Regions from separate parts of the Homo sapiens genome. Here region 1 is linked to region 2. A link is a loop called in an ENCODE intact Hi-C map of the cell type or tissue named here. Cell type or tissue: left lung. All regions are shown on one strand. Each heading gives the region's core, and the rest is flanking DNA. Links, peaks and the distances in the headings are about the cores only.

The links. Hi-C counts contacts between places; a loop is a spot of excess contacts. Peaks named below come from ENCODE experiments on the same cell type or tissue, not always from the same donor. Only the 100,000 strongest peaks of a DNase experiment are listed, where the experiment ranks them.
Region 1: it touches region 2 in a loop (6-fold over the local background); 1 of 110 quality-filtered maps calls a loop at or near these places.

The regions. Positions count from the first base shown.
Region 1 is chr3:71,929,797-71,938,781 of GRCh38, forward strand. No RefSeq gene overlaps it. Among named protein-coding and RNA genes, the nearest start is that of PROK2, 150 kb to the left of the region's middle. RefSeq lists a silencer at 8,459-8,508. In left lung, for the core only: no CTCF peak of the experiment used is centred there; no DNase peak of the experiment used is centred there.
Region 2 is chr3:71,990,888-71,999,872 of GRCh38, forward strand. LOC105377157 (a long non-coding RNA gene) reads left to right here and starts at 2,812. Exons shown (of 2, transcript XR_940957.3): 1 at 2,812-2,897; 2 at 3,522-5,235. In left lung, for the core only: no CTCF peak of the experiment used is centred there; no DNase peak of the experiment used is centred there; H3K27ac peaks cover 1,195 bases.

The DNA of each region.
Region 1 (8,985 bases), core at 656-8,655, 61 kb before region 2:
TCGAGACCAGGCTGGCCAACATGGTGAAACCTTCTCTCTACTAAAAATACAAAAATGAGCCGGGTGTGGTGGCGGGCACCTGTAGTCCCAGCTTCTCAGTAGGCTGAGGCAGGAGAATTGCTTGAACCCGGGAGGCGGAGGTTGCAGCGAGCCGAGATTTCGCCACTGCACTCTAGCCCGGGCAACAGAGTGAGAGTTCATCTCAAAAAACAAACAAACAAACAAACAAACAAACAAAAACACTCGGGCCAGATGTGTTATGAAATTTAGGATTTTTTGAATGTTAGAAAGGCAATACTCTATGTATGCCATTTATTATTTAACACCGATCATTGAACTCATTAATCCTTCTACACAGGAAAACATTAATATTCACATTAAGTGGACTAAATAGATTAAGTTACATTATGCCAGACAGAGTCGGGATGAATGAGTTTAGTTTAGGCTCAGGTTTGGTCATCAAATGAATCACCAAAAAAAAAAAAAAATTTGTTTTCAGAGCTTTCTGGATTTCAGAATTTCAGATAAGGGAATGTAGGTCTCGGCTTCTGTATTTCACAGGGAGGAGTAGTCCGAGTAGGTGTCTGCCAACAAGGATAAAATTAGCCAGGATCCCAACAGGCAGAAGTTCAAGTGCACAAAAAGCAACCTCCTCTTTTCAGTAACTATGCATTCCTTCCTCCTCTGCATTCCTGCATGCTGCTGCCAGTGCTGATGTGCTAGAACATAGCTTGCATCATGTCACTCCCTGACTCAACACCCTTCCATGGCTCGCTAACATTCAGCCCCTTAGCCTGACACACAAGACCTTTAGTGATCTAACCTCTGACTGACTGACTTTAAGTCTCATCTCTTGGTCTTCCTCCAGAAATCACCTGTAATTGGCAGATCCTCGACACTGGACACTTGCAGCGCTTGGGCCAGCTCTGCCTGGCATGTTCTTGTCCTCCCCTTCATCTTGCTGAAATTGCATTCAACTACCAACAGGTGGCTCTGAGGTTAACCCTTTGCTGACACCCACACTTCCCTGCACACAGCTGGGCATATGGTTCTGTGAGCTCTAATCCAGAAGGCAGCTGCTCTCCCCCAAACCAGGCTCCACCAGCGAGCGGACGCTATAACTCTGTATCACCAGTACCCTGCACCATGCACATTGTAGGCACTCAAAACACACAGAGATGATCAGACCACCTGCTAAAGGGTATTATCTCCTACTTAATACTCCTTAGCAGCTTCCAGTGCACTTAGAATAAAGCCCCACATCTTAACAAGGCCCGGGTTCATCAGGTCTCTGCCTACCTTGCCCTGTTTTATCTCTCAGTACCTCATCTTCCCATCCATGGTCCAGCTACATTAGCCTGTTTAGTTTATGGGGAGACCTACGTCCCTCCCCCTTTCACATGGTTAGCCCCTCCTCATCCTATATCTTTCAACATAGGCATCACTCCCTGGGAGAATGGCGTTCCTTTGTTTCATGTGATAGAGGGATCCGACTCCCCACACAATATCCTTTCTGCCTTTTGTCCTTGGTTTTAGAATCATGATTTTATTTTAGGGTGACATGAGCCCAGTTAAAGTCTATTATTTCCAGCCTCTCTTGCAGATAGGTGGCCATGTAACAGGGTTCTGATGAGGACATGTAAGTGGAATTTGATTGGTTAATACTCACAGGAAAGCTCTTTAAAGGGGTATAGCGTTTTGTTCTTCAGCCTTCCTGGAATATGAACCTGATGCCTGGAGCTCCTGTGGCCATCTAGCACCATGAGATATGCTAAAAATTATGGGCCAGAGGACCGAAGGGGCCTGAGTTCCTGATGACTGTAGAGTCGCTGTACCAGCCATCTCTGAATTTTATTTATGAGAGAGAAAAACTGCTAATATTTAAACCACTGTGATTCTTAAAAATGGAAAAAAATCCTGCAAATCTAATCCTACCATTATGTTATTATCTGAATTTGTAATTAAACATTTATTTGAAGGATTATTTGGTTACTGTCTCTCTCCCAGTAGACAGATTGTTAATAGCCTGGAGGATAGGCGCAATATGGATTTTTGCTTACACTGCGACATGGCCAGTGTGTAGTAGCTACTGACCAATGAAACAAATGCCATCTTATTTTATATCAGCTCTGGAAGCTTGCCACCAGGTCCTTCTGTTTAGATCTCCAAGCTTGCATGTATTAGTCTGTTCTCATGCTGCTAATAAAGCCATACCTGAGTCTGGGTAATTTCTAAAGGAAAGAGATTTAATTGACTCACAGTTCCACATGGCTGGGGAGGCCTCACAATCATAGCGGAAAGCAAAGGGGAAGCAGGACGTGTCTTACATGGCAGCAGGCAAAAGAGTTTGTGTAGGGGAACTCTCATGTATAAAACCATCAGATCTTGTGAAACTTATTCACGACCACGGGAACAGCATGAAGGAACCACCCGGTGATTCAATTATCTTCACCTGGCCCCACCCTTGACCTGTGGGGAGTATTACAATTCAAGGTGAGATTTGGGAGAGGATAGAGCCAAACTATATCATTGCAGTTTGCACTGCATATAGAAATGATGACTCTCAGACACTTGAGGTAAGAAAAAGAATTCCTACAAATAAAGATTCTTCCGTGCATCTCTCTTCTTTCCCAAGTGTCTGCTGCTCAGGAAAGTTCCAGCTGGCACAGTTCCATCTCTCTTTTATCATGCTCCTCTTGTGCCATTATTCTCTCGTTCTTTCTGATCTAACGAGTCTGAACTGCTTATCCTGTAACGTACCATGCTTTTCCCTTTCTCCCGGTCTGTGCATGTGCTGTTCCTTCCTGGAACTCATTTTACCTCTCTAGTGCCTAGTCATCCACAGGTCTCCGTTTGATGGCGCCTCCTCCAGGAAGCCTTTCCAGTCCCTGTAAGCCCAGGCCCTTCCCTACAGTGCTCCCGGGCCTCCCCACTCTCCATTACAGCATTTACAACACTGTATTATGTCCTCTATCCTCTGTATTGTGAGTTGAATTGTATTCTCCAACAAGATACGTTGAAGTCCTAACCCCCGAACCTGTAAATGTGATCTTACCTGGAAATAGGGTCTTTGTAGATGTAATCAAGTTATGATGAGGTCATTAGGGTGGGCCCTGATCCGATACAAAGTGTGTCCTTTTGAGAAGAGGAAAATCTGCATATAGACAGACACGGAGGGAAAACGCCGTGTAAAGACGGAGGCAGAGATTGGAGTGACGCATCTAGGAATCAAGGCATATCAAGGACTGCTGGTTCCTACCAGAAACTAGGAAAATGCACAGAGCACATTCTCCTCCAGAGGGAATGAACCTGCCAATGCCGTGATTTTGGACTTGTAGCTATTAGTGTGAGAGAATAAATTTCTATTGTTTTAAGCCACCCAATTTGTGGTACTGTGTTATGGCAGCCCGAGTAAATGAATGCACCCTATAAGGCTAAAAACTGCAGGGATGGCGATGAGGCTGCTCTTGTCATGGGAAGCCCTGTATCCATCTCTTCTCATTTCTAAGCATCCGATCTTGGCCATGATTATCAGCATCACTGATGGTTTTGCCTGGGTACCATGTAGGCCTTTGACCTATTATTGCCATCTCTAGGTGACCTCATGAGAGACACTTTTCCACTGGGGCCCCTGAGTGTCTTTGTCCTCCCAGCTGTTCCTCCCACCCACTCCACAGCACAAGACCTAAACCTCTGACTGCATCTCCCCACTCCTCTTGGTAAGATCCATACTGTTGAAACAGCGACCGCTAAACCACCAGGACAATTCCTTTTTCTTCTAGAATCCTCCTTGACTCTTCCAGAAACTTAAACATTGGCTGACTATTCCTGCCAAAGCCCCATAAAACCATCAGCATGTGCTCCTGGCATCTCTTCGGAGCCTTCTTAAGAGTACACAGTATTGTGGTTTGAATTGTGTCCCCCAAAAACCTATGTTCAAGTCCCAACCCTGGTACCTGTGAACATGCTCTAATTTGGAATTAGGGTCTTTGCAGATGCAATCAACTTATGATGAATTTATAATGAATTAGGGTGAGTCCTTAATCCAACATGATTGGAGTCTTCATGAGAGGAGCAGAGGAACCGAGACAGACACACAGATGAGGAGGCGGCCATGTGAAAACACGGATGCCCAGGAGGAAGAGAAACACGTGATCACAGAGGCAGCTATGGGAGTCATGCAGCTACGAACCAAGAAACACCACCAATTATAGCAACCAGGAGCTAGGAAGAGAGGAAGTGGCCCTGCTGACCCCTTGATTTTAGACTCCTAGTCTCCAGCCTTGAGAGAGAATACATTTCTGTTCCTTTAGGCCACTCAATTTGTGAGACTTTGTTATGGCAGTCCTATGAGACTGAATATACAAATAGACCATGGCCAGACAACATATAAAGCCGACCTCTGATCCACAACCTGAAGCAACCAGCCCAGGAAGCCAATCTACTGCCTACAGCAACTAGTCCAGAAAGTTAGCCTCCTGTCTGTAGTAACCAGCCCAGGATGCCACACAACAACCGCTGTAGCAATCAGCCCCAAGTGGCCAGGATATCATCAGTAACTGACAGCTTCCCCAACTTGTGTCCCCATGTTCAACTTAGGCCCAATCAGAGGAAGCCAAAGATGCACGCTAGCCCATCACATAGGATTGCCCCACTTCTCGTTAGCCCACCTCCCATGCCAACAACCTGAATCAGGGCTGAAATCTTCTCCTTCTTCCCTTTACAAAGCTTTCTGGCTCCTCTGCCTGCTTTTGCGTCTCTGTCAAACACACATGATGGTGGCTGACTCCCTTCCTGTAGCAAGCTCGGGTTGGTCTCATTTGGGTGGAAGGCAACTAATGAGAATTGGGAAATGAATACACCCGCATTTTTAAATAAAGTCTTAGACTAACAGTGTCCTGGTTCCTTCTCATCCACACCTTTCTCTGACGTCATTTTAGGCAGTTTTAGAGAGGTGAGCTTATTTTGAACGTATTTTGTGACTCATTAAATATCTCATTCACCATAATCTCCCCAGTCTCTGGCTGAATGCCAAGCAGATAGCAAGTGCTCAATTAATACCTTGTTTAATGGAATTGATGGTTCTCTTTTACCTGCCTGGGTAGAGATCACCTGGCCAGAGCATCATACTTCACAGGGGAAAGCTGTTGTACAGAACAGGCACGGCCTCATGCTTATTTAATACCCTAATAAAGGAGCTTTCCCACTAGATAATGTGATCCGGAGTGGACGGTTAATCACAGCTGGTCAATATTTATGAGGCCAGAAACCCAGCTGTGCCGTATGAGTTATTTACAAGCCAATTCTGGAGCCCATAAGCCTGCCTGTGAGACCCACCTGTTCCTAGGAACTGGAGCTAGTGAGACCGCCAAGGCGTGAAGTAGAGACCCTGTCCTCATCCCAGCAATTCAAATGACAACTCAGATGCCCCCCTGCTATCTTCCTGGAGCAGTAGGCATTTCTTTTGAATAAAAAGCTAAGCTTTGGCTTTTCTTCACTGCAAGCTTCAACACTCCCTTTACCAACCCCCTCCAGGTAATCACAGCAAAAACAGAAAAATCAGACAAGCACCAGGTACCCTAAGGCACTGGTTTTTCAACCTGGCTGTGCATTAGAAGCACCTGGGGGTGCTTGTTGATACTGCAAGTACTAGAGTCTCACCTAGCCCTGCAAGTGGGGCTGGGTACTGGGGCTTTTAAACATGCTGGGTGCCTGAGATTTGGGGTACCTGAAACCAATTTACAGATTCACTCTGAGAACTGCTGCTTCTAAGGCCCGTGGATTTAAAAGCAAAATGCCACACATGTGGGCATTCAGACTAATTGTGGAGATTCTTCAGATCTTGAAATAAGACATATCTGGTCTATGTGAGAAGCAGCATGGAATCATAAAAAAGCTCAGGCTTTGGGGTCTGAGAGATGCCCTGCCTGGTTCTGCATCTTCCCAGCTGTGTGGCTTTAGTTGTGCTGAACCCCTCTTAACCTCAGCGGATTCAAGACGCTGAAGACAGAGCCGGCAAAGGAGACATGAGATTTTATTTGGGGCTTCCGTACAGGGGAGAGTCCAGCAGCAGCGGGCTGGGCAGGAGAACCGCAACCCCCTGCACACAACATGCAGTTTATGCAGTATTTTCACTTAACACCCTTCCCCTAACGACCTCCACTTGGCAACCTTCATTTGACCCCAAACTCAGGGCCTCGATCCCCTGTACGGCCTGTGTGCCACAGGACAGGCCAGGGGCTCAGATGTTTATAGATCAGGAATGATATCTGGGCTGGTCACCCCCGGATTCCCTAGTTCGGAACACACATTCAGGAGCATCTGCCATACAGGGTCAGTCTAAGGGTGTGATGAAGCTATTGCTATTAGGTGTGTTTACCCCACAGCACATCATTTGCACTCTCTGAACCTGTGTCTTTACCATAAAAGTGGATAATAAAGGTTATTGGGAGGATTCATGAGTTTAGCACAAGGAAGAGGGAAAATATAGCAAGCACCTACCTGTTCCCAGCAATGTACCAGACAACGGAGATAAAGTGGTACATAAGAAACAGCCCTTGCCCTCTTAGAGCTTGTAGCCTAGTCTAAGGGACAGACATGAAATAATTAAAACAAACAGGTCATTGCACGTGTGATAAACTCAGCGAAAGAAAAGCATAGCATATTACCGGAGCGTGAAACTGATGACCGTGAGCTCCTCTGAGGGTCGGTGATAGGACATCCAATTAGAGAGCTGCAGAGGAGGAGGAGTACCAGGCCATGGAAGGGGTTGGAGGCTAGAAGGGGCTTTCCAGGCAGAGGGAGCAGAGTTTTCAAAAGTCCTGTGGCAGGATTGAGCGGTCAGGAAGCTAAAAGGTATTCTAGAAAACCCTTTGCGAATAAAGTTTAAAGCTTCCCCAATTTAAACAGAAATGGAGCCCTGCCTAAATGTAAAAGGCTACTAAGTAGAACTTGCTTATTGTGGCAGACAAGCTGTGGGGTTCTGGCCAGTTGTCTGCATCCGTCTCTGAGAATTCTTTTCCTTCAGCCACGGGGGAAGGAAGGCCCCTTCAGCCTAATGGGACCTGCGTAAGCCCACCCCTCTTCTGCAGCTGTTCGGCCAGGAGCGAGCTTTGGTTGGCTTCTTGCCGCTTAAATATTTCTCTCTCTCTCTCTGAATCAAGAAACAGAGATGAGAGAGTTGGCCGTTTAGTTACTTTAATGGCGCAACTTTAGAATGTCTAGACTTCTGCTTCAGAGAGATGCCTGGCTCCTACCTTCTGATAAGGCTGGCAGGTGAGCATTTCCTTAAATTCCACTCAAGTAGCCAATGTGAGTAGGTTATCATTCTTTATAACTAAACAACCTCTAGATCCTTCCACCTCCACCTCCACCTGGGGTTCTACAAGGCCCCATGGGCTAGGAAAGCCCGGCATTCATCAGGTTAAATCCCACCAGATTTGTATCTCTTCTGGTCCTGGTCATTTCCGTTGCTGACCCCCTGGAAGAATGAGTTCCTGTGAATGGCTTCACGGTCGTGGCTCTCAGGTAATTCCCATCAGATGGTGGCTGGCAGGTGCGACAAGTCGCTGTGGAGCCGCACACTGGGATTGCTGAAGCTCTACTCACAGTGTCCCGACCTAGCAGAACATTCCCTAGCAAAGAACAGGGCCTGACATAACTCCCTTCCACACCTCGGCTGATATTCCTCTAAAATGGCAAAGCAAGGTTGTACATCCACAGGTCCCTGCCGTCCACGGACCCCCTACCCAACACAGTGAGACTCTTCTGAGGCCCGGGAAGTGGTTGGGAAACCCTGGAGGTGGGTAGGATGGGATTTAATATTTACTGAACAGTTACTCTACAACAGGCGTAGTACTGGGTATTTTTTTTTCAGTTGACTCTCACTGTCACCTGTGAAGTAAATATCTTTTCCTATTTTACAGTGAGAAAACTGAAGTTCTGAGTTTAAAAACATGTTCATTTGCAATTATGTAGCTCAAATTACAATCCACCTATGTTCTGCACCTTTCAATAGCCATGTGACTCACCCTTTTAATGAAAGCTTCAGGGAAGTAAGGTAAGGACCCTGGAACTATTGCAAAGACGGACAAAGGGGCTGCATGATAGCAGACCTCCAGAGCCATGATGACAACAAGAAGGGGGATGTTTTCACCCCACACCCCTAGAGGAACTTAAGGGCAGCCTTCTTCTGTGTGTGTGTGTGTGTGTGTGTGTGTGTGTGTGTTTAGAGGATAATTAAAAAGAAAAAACATATATTGTATCAACCCATTCTCTCGCTGCCATGGAGAAACACCAGAGACTGCATAACTTATTTTGTTAAAAAAGAGTTTTAATTAACTCACAGTTCCACATGGCTGGGGAGGCCTCAGGAAACTTACAATCACGGTGGAAGGCACCTCTTCACAGGGTAGCAGGAGAGAGAATGAGTGCCTAGCAAAGGGGGAAGCCCCTTATAAAACCATCAGCTCTCATGAGAGCTAACTCACTGTCATGAGAACAGGGGAAACCACCCCCATGATTCAATGACCTCCACCTGGTCCCTCCCATGACACGTGGGGATTACAGGAACTACAATTCGAGATGAGATTTGGGTGGGAACACAGTTAAACCATATAATATATATAGCTGCATATCTATCTATCAATCATCTATAATCTATCTGCCCTCAGAAATCTCAATTCCTGACTGTTCAGGAGAAGATGGAGAAGAGCCACATAATGTGGGCCTTCGAGTGATTCTGGATGGGCAGTGTGCCTTTTAAAGTGGTTGAGGGTGCACTGGTTTCTTTTTATTAATCTGGAAATGTAGCAGGCTGTGGTACCATATCAAGAGCCCCAGACTCAGTCAGAAGCCCTTGGTTCCATTTCTGATCTTGCTCTTTCCTAGCTGTGTGACCTTGAGCAAATCCTTATCTTCTCTGATCTTCAATTTCTACCTTTGTAAAATTGTACTAATAATGACACCTAACTTAAAAGCTTTTTA
Region 2 (8,985 bases), core at 644-8,643:
AGGAGTCCCAGTCAGCCTGGTGCATTGGGAAGAATTAGTTGCAAGGTTGAATCTCTTAAGCTAACCTCTAACCCACAACACACAAAAAAGAGTATAATTAGGGTCTAACCAGTGGTGGGATTCTGTGCACTTCCTGTTTGCATTCCTTTAGAGAATCAATTTACTAATCCTTTGAGAGGTCATCAGGGGAAGAGAATACCCTGTTCCTGCTCTCAAGGAGGTTCCAATCTACTGAGGGACTCGGTCTGCTTCTAAGATACCTAAGATCATGTGTAAGGAAGATGGTCATCACAGACACAGGAACTCCTTTCTGGAGCTCCACATCGCCTGTCTTTCTGTAAATGGATTGCTAAAATGACTCATTTCCCCATGTACAGGGCTCCTCCAATGATGTCACTACAAAATTGCTTAGATATTATTTTAAAGTAGCCATCTTACTTTAAATATGGTATATTAGCCCATTTAGCATAGCTATAAAAGAGTACCTGAGGCTGGGTAATTTATAAAGAAAAGAGGTTTATTTTGGCTCATGGTTCTGCAGGCGGTACAAGAAGTGTGGCACCAGCATCTGCTTCTGGTGAGGCCTCAGGAAGCTTCCACTCATGGTGGAAGGAGAAGGGGGAGCAGGTGTGTCACATGGTGGGAGAGGGAGGAAGAGAGAGGGGAGGGAGGTCCCAGACTCTGGTTCATGCAAGCAGATCGTGCATGAACTCGTTACCATGGGGTTGGCACCAAGCCACTCTTGAGGGCTCCACCCCTAAGAGCCAAACACCTCCCACTAGGCCTCACCTCCAATTTTGGGGATCACATTTCAACATGAGATTTGCAAGGGACAAACATCCAAACCATATCATATGGGAATTGAAATTTTTTATAGATTATTTACAATTATAACCAGACCTGTGAAGAGAATGGCCTTGGGATCAGTCAGGCCTGGATTTGAGTCCTGGCTCTTTGCGGCTTCTATCAGGTGACTCAGCCTCTCTAAGGACTGAGTGTCCTTATCTGTATGATGGAAATGATAGTACAGCAGCATAGTGTTCCTCAAACATTACTGTGTACACCTTGCTAAAATGCAGATTGTATTCAGTACCGGGGGTGGTGCCTGGGAATCTGCATTTTTGCAAGCTCCTGGGTGCTGCTATTGCTGGTCTGTAGGACAGGCCTTGGCAATCTGTGGCCCTCAGACTCATTTTGTTCAGCCCCACAAGCTAAGAAGGTTTTTTTATGTTTTTTATATGTTTAAAATCTTGTAAACCACAAGCAAATAAAAAATTTGAAAAATATGTGACAGTGACCATATGTGGCATGCAAAGCCTGAAATATTTACTGTCTGGTCCTTTACAGAAAAAGTGTGTTGCCTCCTGTTGCAGATTCCAGTTCTACTGCTGCTTTATCCCCTATACCCTTGGGCCGCCTGAATTCACCTGCGGCTGCAGGCAAAGGCATTTTCCAGCATGCTAATAATTCCCATCTCAAATACCTGTGCCTCTCTCTTCTCTGCTGGAAGGCTTTATTTTTGGCACTAGGTGAGCTTTCTCAAAGATCTGGAGACCTAATTGGAGCTGGGGGGAAAGTTAACTTCAATCAGTAGGGAATAGAGTCAGATGGGTAAGTGTGCCAGTGTCCCTGTGAGTGGATTCTGAGGTGTGCTCCATGCTGTTTCACAGAGTGCACCCATGAGAGTGAGTTCCATGTGTCCACGTTAGTGACCTGCTTATTAAGGCACGCTTCATTGGCTTTATCTTGGCTAGCTCTTCCTTTTGATGTGCTGGTACCAGCTTACATAGGTTTTTGAGAATCAATGTGTGCATCTCTTCCCTCTGTGTTCAGTGATGTCATGATGGTGACCTAAAATTGACTATGGTGTCATATTTATACCAGGGAAATCCCTAGATGCTATAAATCAGGTTGTTGTTGTTGTTATTGATTTTTTTTTTTTTTTTTTTGAGACAGAGTCTCCCTCTGTTGCCCAGGCTGGAGAGCAGTGGCACGACCTTGGCTCATTGCAACCTCTGCCTCCTGGATTTAAGCAATTCTCTTGCCTCAACCTCCCCAGTAGCTGGAATTACAGGCACCTGCCACCACGCCCAGCTAAATTTTGTATTTTTAGTAGAGACTACCATGTTGGCCAGGCTGGTCTCAAACTCCTGACCTCAGATGATCCACCTGCCTCTGCCTCCCAAAGCGCTGGGATTACAGGCATAAGCCACCTTGCCCGGCCTGTTGTTATTGTTGTTGGACAGCCAGATGTTAGACATTTACCAACATACCATTTCCTTACTTGTCCTTTCTGGCCCAAATAAACTATGTGTACCCAAGTCCTTGTCTCAGGGTCTGCTTTGGGTAGAACTCATACTAGGAGAAGTACCTACCTGCCTCATAGTTTTGATGTTCCTGCACCAAAATCACACAAGATCACATCTGAGAATCATTAGCACAAGACTTAGTACGTGACAGTCACTTAAATGTCAGTTCCTTCTTCTTTCATCTCTTTCCCTTAGGAAAAGGGAGACTCCACAGCATTTTCCAAGATACCTGCCCTACAGGCTTTTGGTACCAAAGTCAGCTCGGGCCCCCTGGGCCACCTGGTCACCTTACTGGAGGCTACAGAATGACTTATTTGGCCTGTGTCCACACACAGACCACCACGCACAATGGGCAACAGGACATGGGCTGAAACTTGAATTGGCGTCAGGAAGGAAGCATATCCATTGCAACCACATGAAACTGAAAACATGTGGGCAAGGCAACCATGACAGCACCAGCATGTTCTACCAACTCCCACCAATGGGATGCAAACAGTGCCCCTTTGTGCAGAGGTGACAGAAATGAGGCTGGTAGCTCCTTCAGGGTGCTGTAAAGTGAGGTTGGAACTCAGAGCTAGAGAAGAAGAGGTGAGGCCCAGAAAAGTGGGAAGGAGGAGACAGAAAAGGCACGACTTGAAAGAGACTGCCAGGTCGGAAGAAGTGGCTCACCCCTGTAATCCCAGCACTTTGGGAGGCTGAGGCAGGAAGATCACTTGAGCCCAGGAGTTCGAGATCAGCCTGGGCAACATGGTGAAACCCCATCTTTACCCAAAATACAAAAAAATTAGCCAGGTGTGGTGGCGCATGCCTGTGGTCCCAGCTACTTGGGAGGCTGAGGTGGGAGGATCCCTTGAGCCTGAGAGGCTGAGGCTGCAGTGAGCCAAGATCTCACCACTGCATTCCAGCCTTGGTGACAGAGTAAGACCGTGTCTCTAAATAAATAAATAAATGAGAAAAGAGAAAGAGACCGTTAGGTGCCACCCCATATCCATTTTCCCCTTCCTACTTAGTAACGACCCCAATTTTTAATTCAGTGCTCAGCCAAAAGACCACATGACCCTATTTCCCTTGTAGCTGGGTGTGACTCTTATTCTAGTCAATGAGATAAAAAGTGGAAGTTGTGTGTGGGGCTTCCAGGAAGGCCCTGTAAAGGATACTGACTCGTCTAACCAACAGGCCGTTTTGCCCTCCCCCTCTTTTTCCTTATTGCAGCCTGGAGCTTGGTGTGACAGTTGGAGCTCCAGTAACTGTCTTGGGTGATGAGTTACCCTGGGATGGAAGTTGGCGCTGAGGATGGCGTGTGCAGATTGCAGTGTGGTTCTCTCTCCCACTCCGCCCTGGATCTGCTGACATGCCTCATTTTCTCCTCGTCCTGCCAGCAGCTGTATGTCCTTCCTCACGTCTAGCCACCGTGCCTTTCAGGATGCCAGCTCTCTGTGCTACGGCTGTGCCTCTTCCCTGAATTACTCAGGTCTATGCTAAGTTTTGGGCTCTCGCAACTTCCCTGGATTCTCCCCAGAATGAGAGTACAAGCCCCGGTTTTCGGATTCCCCAATCAACATGAGGGTTTTGCCACTCCGCAACGGGCTCAGTTCTGTAGCAGTGTCTGGAATGACCAGCATCTAAGCCTTCTTTCCTTCCTTTCTGGTCCTTACACTTCCTCCCCAACTTGTAGAAACTTTATAGGTGGCAAAAGGTACAAGGAACAAGATAACGTCTCTCTTTTGTTATATATGACTCTAAATTTCAAAACATCTATGACTTTTGAAACACAAAACTGTCAGAATTATTTCCCTTCTTCTCCCCATCCTGTGATAACATCCTTTTTCTGAGATAATAAAAGCCGTTGGCCCAGGTTCCCAGAGTGGGGAAAGGGTTGGCAGCCATAGGAAGTACTACCGGGCCAAAGCATCAGTGTGTATCTTGCAATACCTTACCACATTGAGAAAAGGGGGAGGAGACACTAGGAGAAGAGCTGAACAGCATCAGAGCCAGAGATGGATCAGGTCAGTATTGGCAATGTAGTTAAGAGCAGTGTGATGCTGCTGCTGAAATATCAGAGTCCTGTATGTCTCCCCTGTCTCTCCTCAAAGTCCCATGGGGGGGACCTCATCACTCATCATGAGAGGAAGCTGCTCTCAAGCCCACCTTGCAGCATGGAGGAAAGAAAGGAGCCCACATCTGAGGATGCCCAGCATGGCCTGGGCCCTTGAACAACAGGGTCACAGCCAAGGATTCTCACCCCTCCAATGTGGCAGAGGGGCCCCACTCTGGGGAAGGTGGCCTGCTCAGGGTCACAGTGGGTGGAGCAGCTTTCAAGGCACCCAGCATTTAATAATTGATCCTGTCAAAAATCATCGATGGGTGCTAAAACAAGTGGGCCTAAGTTTGCTGAGGAACAGGCATTCATAGCATCTCCACATATGATATTCAAAGTCTCAAAGTCTCTTTCAAAGCCACCAAATTTAACGTCACCAGTTATGGGACAAATTGACATTGTGTGCCTTCTGATAGGATGCACTGAGAAAAACACATCGCTTTTGTGACATTTCTGGCCAAAATGTCTAACCTGAATCTAATCACAAGGAAACATCAGACAAACCCAAACTGAGGGACAGTCTACAACAGTAACTGGTCTGTATTCCCGAAAAACATCAAGGTCACGAAAATCAAAGGGAAGGCTAAGGAGCCATTTCCAGTGGAAAAAGACTGAATAGAAGGGACACCCAAAAGCAACGTGGATTTGATCCTAGACCAGAGAGGAAAGGGTGTTTATGACGGCCATCTTTGAGGCAGGCAGCTGCATCTGAAAGGGCCCCTCGATTGGATGGTTGCATTTCTCTCCATGTTAATTTCCTGATTTGGGTGATTGTATTATCTTTATGTAAGGACGCTTGTTCTTAGGAAATAAATGCTGAAATATTTAGGGATGAAGGAGCATTCTTTCTCCATCCCATTTCTTCCCCCACCCCTTCTCTTCCTCCTTCCCTCTCCCACCCCCAAGCAAGTGTGGTGAAATATTCATCAGTGGGGGATCTGGGTAAAAGGTACTGGTGAGTTGTTTTTTGCACTATTCCTGTAAGTTTTCTACACATCTCAAGTTATTTCAATATAAAAAATTACCACCCCAACCCACACCCTCTAAAATATTTGAGGAACATGAGATCAGGGAGGGGAGGAGCCCCGAGCGCCCCCTAAATGTCCATGTTCAGATCAGAAAGGGGCTTTGAAAAGCCTGAAGTCTAACCCTCTCATTTCACCTCTGAAGGCTGAGACACCAGAGAGGTACAGGCACACAGGTCCCATGAGCCCAGTGCAAATGCGTGTAAGCCCCTTGCCATACTGCCTCCCTGCTTCTGAATCCCAGATCTGCCATTTGGTAACTAAGAGAACTTGAGCAAGCTACTGACAGGCTCCAGGACCTGCTACCCCCAAATATGATACCTTGGCACATTGACTGTTTCAAGCTGAAGGAATCTGTAAAACAGCAGGTGCAGGAAGATCTCTCTGACCTTTCCCTGAGGCAGGTCATAAGCCCCTCCATGAGAGGTGCCCTTTCTATGCCTGGAGAAGAGGAGGATCCTTATCTCCAAGTCACAAGGACATGTAGAGGAACCTAGATGCAGGCTTGCTGTCTTCCCCAGCTGACCACTCTTACTTCCTACCTTTCTTTTGTCCTGTCACATTTTCCCAAGAATCTCCATTCTTCATCAAACCTAGCATAAATACATTCAGGTTTAACAACTTCTTTGGGTCTTCACTTTCTCATACTCTCCTGTGTCATGTAAAATACATATATTAAATAAATTAGTATGTGTTTCTCTTGTTAATCTGCCTTCTGTTACAGGGGCCCCAGATGAGTCTTAGAGGAGTAGAAGGAAAAGATATTTTTCCTGCACTACACTGCGTATGCTTTCTAGTCCCCAATTTCCTCATCTGGAAAATGAAAGGATAAGAGCACCTCTTGGGGAAGGGAGTGAGATAAAGTTCATGCGCAGCACTTAGCACAGATCATGCTCCATCCATGACTGATCAATGTCAGTGTGTACTACTACTGTTGTTGTTATCACTGTTATTTATACCCTGACTCACTACCCTGGATTTACTAAGAAAGGAACTGATTAATGTATCTGTAAGAATGTTTCCAGTTGAGAGAGACAGAGACAGAGAGAGAGAGAGAGAGAGGAGAGAGAGAGAAAAGAAAAGAAGAAGAAGAAGAAGAAGGAGAGGAGGAAGAGGAAGAGGATGAAGAAGAAGAAGAAAGGAGGAGGAGGAAGAGGAGGAGGAGGGAAAGAACGATAACACAAGAACACAAGGGAAAGTATTTTTTAGAAAGTAAATATGTTATCTCCTGTAACAACAAGTCTGGATATGAAATGGCTCCCCAAGGGATTCGTCAGGTGGTTCATTGCTGTCACCAAGGATACAGGTTCTTCCCCACTAACTGTCCTGCCAGCCTCTGCTCAACTTCGGGATGGATCCTTCCAACATCCCACATTTGCTGTTGAAGTTTTAGCATCATAGGCAAAAACAAAACAAAACAAACAAACGAACAAAAAAACCAACCCCCGGAGACAGACAAGTGAAAGATCTCTGTTTTGTCTCAATCTTTAAGATCGAGGAAAAATTCCTAGAGTCTCATTAATGTCCCTTTATATCTCCTTTTTCAAAATAACTTCACATGCCCCATGCTCAACCAAACTTTTATGAGGACATGGGATGAGCTTGTGTATAGGTAAGAATTACACTGGCCGGAAGGGAACAGAAAAACCTCGTATAACAGTGTCTAAACAAGACAGAAGTTGCTTTCTTTCACATTTTGGAAGCCTGGCTATGCAGTTGGGCACCTCTACTTCAGGAACCCAGGCTCTTTCTAATCTCATGCTCCTCTGTGCATGGTTCCACTCCAAGTTGCTTCATAGCCCCAAATGGCTGCTCCAGCTCCAGTCCTCTTGCACTCATTCCAGCACCAGAGGAAAGAAAAAGAGAGGAAAAGCAAAGTTCCAGGCCGGGTGCGGTGGGGCTCACGCCTGAATCCCAGAACTTTGGGAGGCCAAGCCGGGTGGATCACAAGGTCAAGAGATCGAGACCATCCTCCCCAACATGGTGAAACCCCGTCTCTACTAAAAATACAAAAATTAGCCGGGCGTGGTGGCGCGCACCTCTAGTCCCAGCTACTCAGGAGGCTGAGGCAGGAGGATCACTTGAACCCGGGAGGCAGAGGTTGCAGTGAGCCGAGATAGCACCACTGCACTCCAGCCTGGGTGACAGAGCAAGACTCCATCTTAAAAAAAAAAAAAAGCAAAGTTCCTTTCTATAATGGACACTTTTAGAATTGTACATTCTACATATGCTGACTCCACCTGGACAAATCTCAATCACATGGTCTTACCTGGCTGTAACGAAGGCTGAGAAATGTCTATCCTGCACAGCCATGGGCACAAATAAAAATTGGAATTTCTATTGCTATTTAAAGGGGAGAAGGTACAGCTTACTGGGTGATAACCAGCAGTCTATGCCACACACGATTCCATCAGCACTGGGCGTGACCTGGCCTACCTGAGGCCATGGCTGCCTCATACCTGCACAAAATCAGGTTCAGCTAACCTTGTGGCAAGGTTGGGAAGGGTTGTTGGATAGGCAATCACAGGTTACAGAGACTAGCAAACTCCCATCACTGCTTACCAGGTTACCAATTAGTAGAAATGAGCAAGTTTTCCTTTTGGTCTTTTCAATGTACCACATCTTCCTCCTACATTCTCTCCTCTTGCTCCTCTAGAATAAAATCTATAAAGCACGCAGTTGCATTATTCATGTGCTAGTCACACAACTCTTGTGCTCAGTAAGTGCCTGAATCACTTGTGAGACCCAGAGCACAGAACATTCCATCCCCATCAGATCCACTTGGGGGAGGAGGTGCTATTACCCTGAAAGTCATTTCTATGGTATAAATTCACCCTTCTTTGCAAAATGATTCATTTTTAGTGCCCACAAATCACTCTTCCAAGAATATCACCACACATGTGGAGGGAGATTCTTTCCCTCCCAAAAGCTCAACAGTTGTGGATCTGATGACGTTATTTCCAGAATTCAGAATGAACAGGGTTACTGGGAATAAAGGATGTGACTTACAAGATGACACATGGAGGAGAGGCACATGATCAGCTCAGCTATCTAGATATATTTAAGTATGGTTTATCATGGGGTTTCACGAAGAAGGCTCCATGTTTAAACATCTGGCTGTTCCATCTTTACAGGAGACATTTGTTGCTTCTCTCTGTCCAACATCCAATTCCTTGACTTTATTGACAGAATCCATATTTCCCTTGGGAACCGGCCCTGCAAAAGTCTCAGTTCAAGCTGAGATTAACACCACCTTTGTCTTTTGGAGTTGACATGTTACTCATGCTGTTATAGAAGTATTGAGTTCCCTTGTCCACAGCAATTTGTTCATAATTGGAAAAATGATCCCAATCACTCAATATATCCCATTACCTGGCTTTTTATCAAAACTGTAGCAAAGACAGAGGCTCCATGTTCAGCTCGACTTGGGATTAGGAAAATGCAAATCTAGAGATGCTGGGTGCCATGATGTGAAGAGAGGCCACCTAAAAATGGAAGGATTTACTTGTCTCAGTAACCTATTAACTCCCAGTACAGAAGCCATTCTCTCCTT